Linked DNA regions of Homo sapiens: region 2 is linked to region 1. Evidence: read pairs that join two places in POLR2A ChIA-PET (ENCODE). Cell type or tissue: HepG2. All regions are shown on one strand. Links, peaks and the distances in the headings refer to the core of each region. The heading gives the core; the rest is flanking DNA.

Region 1 (4,396 bases), core at 89-4,088:
TGGAAACCCCTTATAAACCCATCAGATCTCATGAGACTTATTCAGTATCATAAGAATAGCATGGGGTCAGGCATGGTGCCTCCTGCCAGTAATCCCAGCATTTTGGGAGGCCAAGGCAGACAGATCACATGAGGTCGGGAGTTCAAGACCAGCCTGGCTAACATGGTGAAACCACATCTCTACTAAAAATACAAAAGTAGCTGGGCATGGTGGCCTGCACCTGTAATCCCAGCTACTCAGGAGACTGAGGCAGGAGAATCGCTTGAACCTGGGAGGCAGAGGTTGCAGTAAGCCGGGATCACACCATTGCACTACAGCTTGGGTGATAAAGTGAGACTCTGTCTCAAAAAAAAAAAAAAAGAGGGAGAAAGAGAACAGCACGGGGAAAACTGGCCCCTATGATTCAATTACCTCCCCCTGGGTCCCTCCCACAACACATAGGAATTCTGGGAGACACAATTCAAGTTGAGATTTGGGTGGGGACACAGCCCAAACCATATCAGTCATGCTAGCCACACTTTAAGTGATCAATAGCCACATAAAAGTGGCTACCTCGTTGCACAGGATTGGACTGGACTGATCTCATTCATCTTTGTGTCTTCAGCACCTAGAACATTGCCTGGCTAGATGTTTGTTGATCTAAACTAAGCTTCTCTTTCTCTGCCTCAAGAAAAAGAAGCACATGAAACAGAGCATGTCAGCTTTGCAAATTATGTCTATGAAGATGTCTCAAAAGACTGATCTATAATATGATTTGCTCCTCACCCATATTTGAAATGAAATCATCTTAAAAATATAATTCCATTTTTCAAATAACTGCATAGATATGGCTCATTTTGTGCACTTGATGTACCAAAATGCATATGATTTAAATTTATAAATCAGCCAATTGTAATAAATGTGAGAGAAGCATTTTAACAAAAACTTTCCTATTGTGAATATTTTCAAAAGTGAAATTCCTTTACAAAGTGAGTAATTACTCTCTGATTTACCTGTAAGCACATCATTATATAAAAATCAGAATTTGGGCAGGGGAAGGGAGAGCATCAGGATAAATAGCTAATGCATGCAGGGCTTAATGCCTAGGTGATGGGTTGATGGGTGCAGCAAACCACCATGCCACATGTTTGCCTATGTAACAAACCTGCACATCCTGCACGTGTATCCCAGAGCTTAAAATTAAAATAAAATAAAATTTAAAAAAAATAAGAATTTGCCCTTAATTGAAGAATTAGGCAAACAAAAAATAGTTTTATTTGAATGTGCTATTGTAACCATCTGATGTAGAAAACTTTAGAGAATAAAGTTACTATTATTACTAACTACAAATAAATAACCAGCATTGTATAGCACTTTACTATGTACAAAGCAGTATCACAAACATTGCTTAATTTGATTCTCACAGAAACTATATAAGCTAACAGGGAAGGTCCTTACTGTGTCCATTTGGCAGGTGAAGTTCAGAAAGACTAATCTTTTGTCTCTAAATTCCGATCTTCTTTTCACTATACCAATAAGGACATATGAACTATCTATGGTAACTACATTGGAATTGGGACTTTAGATTTTTCTGCCTTATTTAGACGGAAATACTTTCCTAGAAATATAATCTTTTCTTTTTTTTTTTTTTTTTTTTTTGAGACTGGGTCTTGCTCCATTGCCCAGGCTCCAGTACAGTGGCACAATCTTGGCTCACTGCAACCTCCACCTCCTGGGTTCAAGTGATTTTCATGCCTCAGCCTACTGAGTAGCTGGGACTACAGGCACCCATCACCACATCCAGCTAATATTTGTATTTTTAGTAGAGACAGAGTTTAACCATGTTGGCCAGGCTGGTCTTGAACTCCTGACCTCAAGTGATCTTCCCACCTCTGCCTCCCAAAGTGCTCAGATTACAGACGTGAGCCACCGTGCCCGGCCCTAGAAATATAACTTTTTAAGCAACCTATAATTTGTGTGAACTAAAACCATTGTTTTACATCCCTGGAAAAAAATATATATATCTCGCCACCTATTTATAAGAAGGCCCTCAATCAATATTTGCTAAAAGATCAATGAATACATGAGTGATCCTGAAAACAAATAGAGCAGACTATTATCAGCCAAAGTTCAGTTGCAAAGAACAGAATCCAGTCTGGTTAGTTTAAGCTAGAAGTATTAAAGCACTTAAAGAACTGAAACTATTAATGGAGTGACTCACAAAACCATAACTCAGAACTGGGAAACCAAAAGAGCGGTGCTGTTGCTCATTGTGAAGCTGACTGCTCCAGCACTACGCCACCATACCACAGTCTGGAAGCCATCACGATCAGGAAGCTGCCACTTCCATGGCCAGCTCCAGAATCACACCATACCAACTATAATCTGCACTGGCAAAGTAGATGCACCACCCCATGTTTCCTGATATTCAGGAAACTAATAAGTGAACACTGGAACCTCCAGAACCATTGTTATAGAAGAAAAAAAACGCACCCAAAGCCAAGCCTAGCAGCAGAAACAGCCTTCCGGATCTTACATAGAGGCTCTGATTGTTGAAGCTTAAGTAATAATAGCTGCAAGAGAGTCTAGGGATGCAATATTTGGCTTACTAGTCTCTGTAGGAGTCTTGGCAAATTGGCCAACATGTGTGCTCTTTTTAGAATCTTTTATTAGTAGCAGAAATTGAAAAAAAAATTATTCTTGCAACAAATTAAGAGAACTAAAGTTCGCAATGATCAACTAACATATTACCAAATCAACTCCTATTATAAGAATTTATTATAAGATTTCAGTGTGAAGAAGAAGGTACTAATACACCATTTTATCTCAGTCTGAAAGCAAAGTCTCTAGGATGGCTTCAGCTACTCTGCAACTGGCACCAAAATGACCACAGGAAGAGAGAAGAGAAAAAGCTAATCTTCTCGACTGTTTCCATAGTGCAATGTTTTTTACAGAAAAATAAGTGAAATGTACAAAAACGATCATTGGAAATGCTTCTGCATGAATACTAATGTGTATATCTGCAATTTAGACATAATTTTTGGTGTTTTTGTTATTGTTTTTTGAGATGGAGTCTCGCTCTGGCACCCAGGCTGGATCTTGGCTCACTGCAACCTCTGTCTCCCGGGTTCAAGCAATTATCCTGCCTCAGCCTCCCAAAGTGCTGGGATTACAGGCATGAGCCACCGCGCCCAGCCCATCATTTTTGCTTTTGGTCCTGTATACAGTAAGACAAAACTCAAGTTCTTTTAAACTAGGGAAGGCAAAATAGTTCTACCTAGTCAGATTGAGTTATTTTCACAAGCAGCAGCATTTCCACCCCATCATCCAGCTAGTGGTGGGGCACTAGAGGGAAATAATTATTGGGTGAGAAAAGAAGAGAGAGAATTTTGTAGCCACAGCCTTATGTGTTGAGGGATCCTATGTGCACTGTGGTGTGGCATTCTGAATGGCTGCGGCACCACAAGGGCACTGTGTGGTGAGATGCCCTTCCCGGGGAAGGAAGACGCCAGAAGAAAAAAAATGAGTGAAGAAAGCTGAAATCACCAAAAACAAATTTCATCTACTTCACAACTTTAAAACATTAACTCTGTCCAGTCTTGTAGTGGAGAAGGATGATTGCCTATGGACCTCCAGATTATCAAACTGGTCTTGAACTCCTGACCTCAGGTGATCCACCCACCTTGGCCTCCGAAAGTGCTGGGATTACAGGCGTGAGCCACCGTGCCCGGCCCAGACTTTTGATATCTTGGCTTCCACCACCAATGTTAGCAAATATTTCTAGCAGAGTCTGATAGCAAAAGCAACAGTCTTTATCACTAAGTATAATGATGACTATAAGAACAAATCGAAACACGATGATTTTCATGTGTTCCTGAAGCCATCCCTATAAACTTTATAAAATTAATCAGGGAAGGAGGGAGGGGAAGAAACAAAAATAAACCAAGCTCACCGCCCATTCAGCATTAATCATGAGGCCAGCTGCTCTCTGACTGCTTCCTCATGGTTGCTTGGTGCTATTGCCTCAGAATCACATAGAACCTGTTACAAGATTTTAGTTCCCCTTAACTCCTCAATAGATAACAACTGGAACATTATTAAATGTTTAGTTTTACGTTTGATATATTCTTTTTGGTCCCACGTATCAACAACACTACTGACATCAGCTGGTCTGAAGGAACCCCCAGGAGCTCACTCACCAAGGAATTCAGTTTTTACATCCTGATGATTTTATTCCCCTTACCCTGACCAATCAACAACTCCAGTTTTCCAGCCCCTCAGCCTCCATGATCACCTTAAAAGCCCCAGCCCAGAACTCCTGGGAGGGATGGATTCGAAGTTCTCCTCCCATCTCCTCACTCGGCGCCCTGTGATCATTAAACCCTCTGCTGCTGTCTCAGTGTAACTGGCCTGTTAC
Region 2 (4,396 bases), core at 255-4,254, 70 kb before region 1:
GGTGGCTCATGCCTGTAGTCCGAACTACTAGGGAGGCTGAGGCAGGAGGATTGCTTGAGCCCAGGAGTTCAAGGCTGCAGTGAGCCAAAATCGCACCACTGCACTCCAGCCTGGGCAAAAAAAAAAAAAAAAAAATTATAATACACACTCATAACAATTTAAATAAACTTAATTATAGAAAGCTAATATATTATATATAATAAAAATATATAAAAATATATCTCATATATAATATTGACACATATTTTATAATATATTATCATATATAATATATATATAATGTATATATTTTTTCTCCTCCCCTGTCCAATTATACTCTCTTAAAGTAACCAGTATTAGCATGCTGGTGTATATATCATTCCATATTTTTTCTACGCTTACACAAGCACTGAATCACCTGTTGAGGTCTCATTTATGCTTTTAACAAAAACATGGTCATATTTTTCATTATAATTTACCACTTGTTTATGTTTACTTAATATGTCTTCTACACCTTCCCAAGTCAATACATATAAATGTGGTTCATTCTACTTGATGATTGATTGCATGGTATTCCATAGAACAGATGTACTAGAATGTATTCAATGAACCCATCACTAATCATGGGTTTTGGTTATAGCTCATCAGCTTTGTTAATTGTTTCATCTGGGCTAGTCCTGTTTTAATTGTAATCTCCTAAATAACAAAGGCCATACCGTAAACACAAACTTACTTCTCAGAACTTCGTCGTTGCCTACATATGTCACACATTTAACATGACGTGAATATCCCTTTAATTTTGGAAATGCACATAATTTCTTCTCATTTGTTAAAAGGAAGACAGTTCTTAGGATGATAGGCTTATATTTGGCACGTTTACTGAGCAGGAGGAGATAATTTTTTAAATTTCATAATCCCATATGGTCTGATTTTTCTCCATATGTCAACCTCCTTCCCAACAGGTGCGTCATACTTTCCCACAGCACTACTCTTGTATCTCTACAGAAATCATATAAACTCTACCCCCATACCATAAAATGATTTAAGTTTCAGAGTGAGACTGCCTAATACAACACACTCATTTTAAAGATGAACAAAGCTAAGCATTCATAACTTAGCTACCTAGCAGAGGAGCCAAGGCTGGAACCTATCCAGGGCTGTCTCCACTACAGGACACAGCCGCACCAGGGCTGGGGAATGGCTGGGGCGCAGCACATAGGCGACAGTATTTTTGTTTGTATAAATTATAAAGTAGGTCGTTAATTTTTCTCAAAGACTTAACAGGTAGCTGATGGGTGCCACTTGCTAACCACCTGTTTGAAGAAGGAACTCTTGCTGCTGGACCTCAGGTCTACAGCTTGTTTTTCCCCAGAGGCTGCTCTTTATCCAGCTTGTGGTTTTCTCTGCATCCAGCAGCCAACAGAGTTGTGAATGCCCCTCTTTACTTGCATTCCCACACCATCCCTGGCATGCCAGTGTGCCCTGGCTTGGAGTTGAGGCTGCTGACTATCTAGTTATATAAAGGGAAAATCCTTCAGGCATAGCCAGAGGAAGCCTGTCAAGGGTGGACACAGATTTGTGGGGCCTAAACTTACAAAGTTTTTGAGACCATCTTTAATGGAAAACAATAGAAAAATGTCTTATTTTTGCCATTTATAAAAGAAACATATGCACACATTGCTAGGTCCTCTGCCTGGTGTCTTAGAAAGGTCTAGTCCCTGACAACTGAAGGGTGCTGAAGCTTAATTTCCTTTATCTTCAGGGCACAACTTCCCCTGGGCCTTATATGGAGTCAGTAGGGACACACCTGGGGCACCCTTTGATCCTTCACATGTAGATGGACAGAGCTGCTCAGAACCCTCCACGAGGTTATGCACACAGTAGCCCAAAGTCCAAGAGTTCCGGGACAGTCCCTGTTTTCAAATATTTAATTATGTATCAAACGATGCATCTTGACTTTTCAAAAAATATAAGTGACAAGGTTACAGAATAGAAGTACCAAAGAAAAACAAAAAAAAAGCAAGCAAAACAAAACAAAACAAAACCAACACCCCAAAATGCATACAAATCAGGATGGAATTACCAATTGTTCCCTGTGGATTTTTCCATTCCCATCTCAGAATGGAAAGAGCAAGCCCAGGACGGACAGTAATGGCACCCAGCAGCTGCAGAGTGCAAAAGTTCCCACCTGCTGAGAAAACAGCAGGAATCTTTAGAAGGAAATTCTCTTCCCTTATTAGGTAGCAGTAATTATGCTGCCAAGAAAAATCTTGCCTTCATAGACTTATGTTGCATAAGAAATAAAGTTTAGCTGGAATGGACAAGTTGAGTTCAAAAAACTACTGAAGAATCTCCTTCTACTCCCTGTCCTCAGCTTTCCATTCCATAGTAACTAGACCCGAGATTTCAGAGCACAGTATTGAAGCTGCTGTGCTGCATAAGTATCTCACACCCAAAGACTCAGGCAACTATTCCACAGTTTTCTTTTTGTTTTTTGTTTTTTGTTTTTTTGAGACAGAGTCTCACTCTGTCACCCAGGCTGGAGTGCAGTGGCGCGATCTCGACTCACTGCAACCTCCGCCTCATGGGTTCAAGCAATTCTCCTGTCTCAGCCTCCCAAGTAGCTGAGATTACAGACCCCCACCACAATGCCTGGCTAATTTTTGTATTTTTAGTTGAGACGGGGTTTCACCATGTTGGTCAGGCTGGTCTCAAACTCCTGACCTCAAGTTATCCGCCCACCTCTGCCTCTCAAAGTGCTGAGATTACATGCATGAGCCACCACGCCCAGCCAGTTCCACAGACTTCTAAGGGGCTATCAGGGAACAAATGTGTAGTAAAAACTGTTCACCAAGTGTTTATGAATCATCCAAGAAGGTCAGGATAGGTTTTTGTTTTGCTTTACGGGAGACATCCTGAATCTGAAAGGCAGAAGACACCTATCTGGCAGGTCCAGGGTTAGCACAATGTATTCACTGCCCGTTCAAGAATAGTAACAATGATCATAATAACAGTCATAACTATTGTTTGTTGAGACTATGTGCTTTAAATGCATTATCTCACTTAATCCTCATACCAACTTTGTCAATATTCATATTTCACCTACAAGAAAATAGACTTAGTGATGTGAAGAGACAATGTCATACAGCACACAGTGCTAAAGTTGATAATCAGACCCAACTCTATCAAACTCTAAAGGCCATTTATTTAACCACCGTGAAAGAAAATAAAATCTCAGGACCCCGTTTCATGATGCCAAAAGGAAAACATTAAGCTGAAAGCTGAGTCATGGCCAGAAATTGCCTTTCTCTTTGTTCCTAAGCAGACAGCTACAGATAAAAGGCCGGATGTCTCCACAGTCAGCTACTCTATGTTCACCTTATCAGTGATCAGTGCTGATTTACTGAGTGGGAGACGACTACATAATTGTCTGTTCTCCTACTTGCTCCTTTTCTCTTGCAACATGTGGATTCAGTCATGTGACCACATCCTCCCTCTTTCTCTTCCAGCCTGCTTTTCCCCTTTAAATACTGAAGGCTTCAAAGTGATCTTTGAAGAAAAGCCCCGACCACATGCTGTTTCTGTGGTATCTGTGTTCCTTTCTTCCGGCCATGTCCTTAACCTTGGCAAAATAAACTGCTAAGTTGATTGAGATCTGTCTCTGATACTTTTTGATTTATACCACTATACTTTCCAGTCTTTTTTCTTTTTTCTTTTTTTTTTTTTTTTTTTGAGACGGAGTTTCACTCGTTGCCCAGGCTGGAGTGCAGTGGCGCAATCTCGGCTCACCACAACCTCTGCCTCCCAGGTTGAAGCAATTCTCCTGCCTCAGCCTCCCAAGTAGCTGGGATTACAGGCATCTGCCACCACGCCTGGCTAATTTTATTTTATTTTTTTAGTAGAGACGGGGTTTCTGCATGTTGGTCAGGCTGGTCTCGAATTCCTGACCTCAGGTGATCCACCCGCCTCGGCCTCCCAAAGTGCTGGGATTACAGGCGTGAGCCACTGCGTACAGCCTCCAGTCTTCTTTAATAGGCAACAGATGGATTTCTAAGCAGTTACCTCAAGAAAAAAAAAAAAAAAGAAAAGGAAAATTCCGTGAAACAAATCCACAAGGATTAGCCAATCCCTACTTAGTGATGATGCCTACAGAAAGTGCTGTTGGCCAGGCTCCATTCCCTCACCAGTCCCAGCAGCAGAATCACCTGAGTACTTACAAAAAAGGCAGATTCTTGGGCCCACCCCCAGATCTATTGAATCAGAATCTCTGAGAATAGAGCCTGGGAATCCTCATTTAACATGACCCACCATACCCCAACTCCCAAGCAATTCCCCTTCACACTGAAGTTTCAGAAGAGCTGCTTGAAGGATGAGCATTCCTCCCAGCTTGCCTGGAAGATAAGTTTATACCTGTTAT

The links. Peaks named below come from ENCODE experiments on the same cell type or tissue, not always from the same donor. Only the 100,000 strongest peaks of a DNase experiment are listed, where the experiment ranks them.
Region 2: POLR2A ChIA-PET joins it to region 1 with 7 read pairs; 8 of 35 experiments call an interaction of 5 or more read pairs at or near these places.

What each region holds. Positions count from the first base shown.
Region 1 is chr2:38,609,353-38,613,748 of GRCh38, forward strand. No RefSeq gene overlaps it. Among named protein-coding and RNA genes, the nearest start is that of HNRNPLL, 8.6 kb to the left of the region's middle. In HepG2, for the core only: no CTCF peak of the experiment used is centred there; a DNase peak (open chromatin) is centred at 2,089.
Region 2 is chr2:38,539,684-38,544,079 of GRCh38, forward strand. No RefSeq gene overlaps it. Among named protein-coding and RNA genes, the nearest start is that of LINC02613, 26 kb to the left of the region's middle. RefSeq lists a silencer at 1,644-1,938 and an enhancer at 1,644-1,938. In HepG2, for the core only: no CTCF peak of the experiment used is centred there; DNase peaks (open chromatin) are centred at 1,808 and 3,368; H3K4me3 peaks cover 778 bases.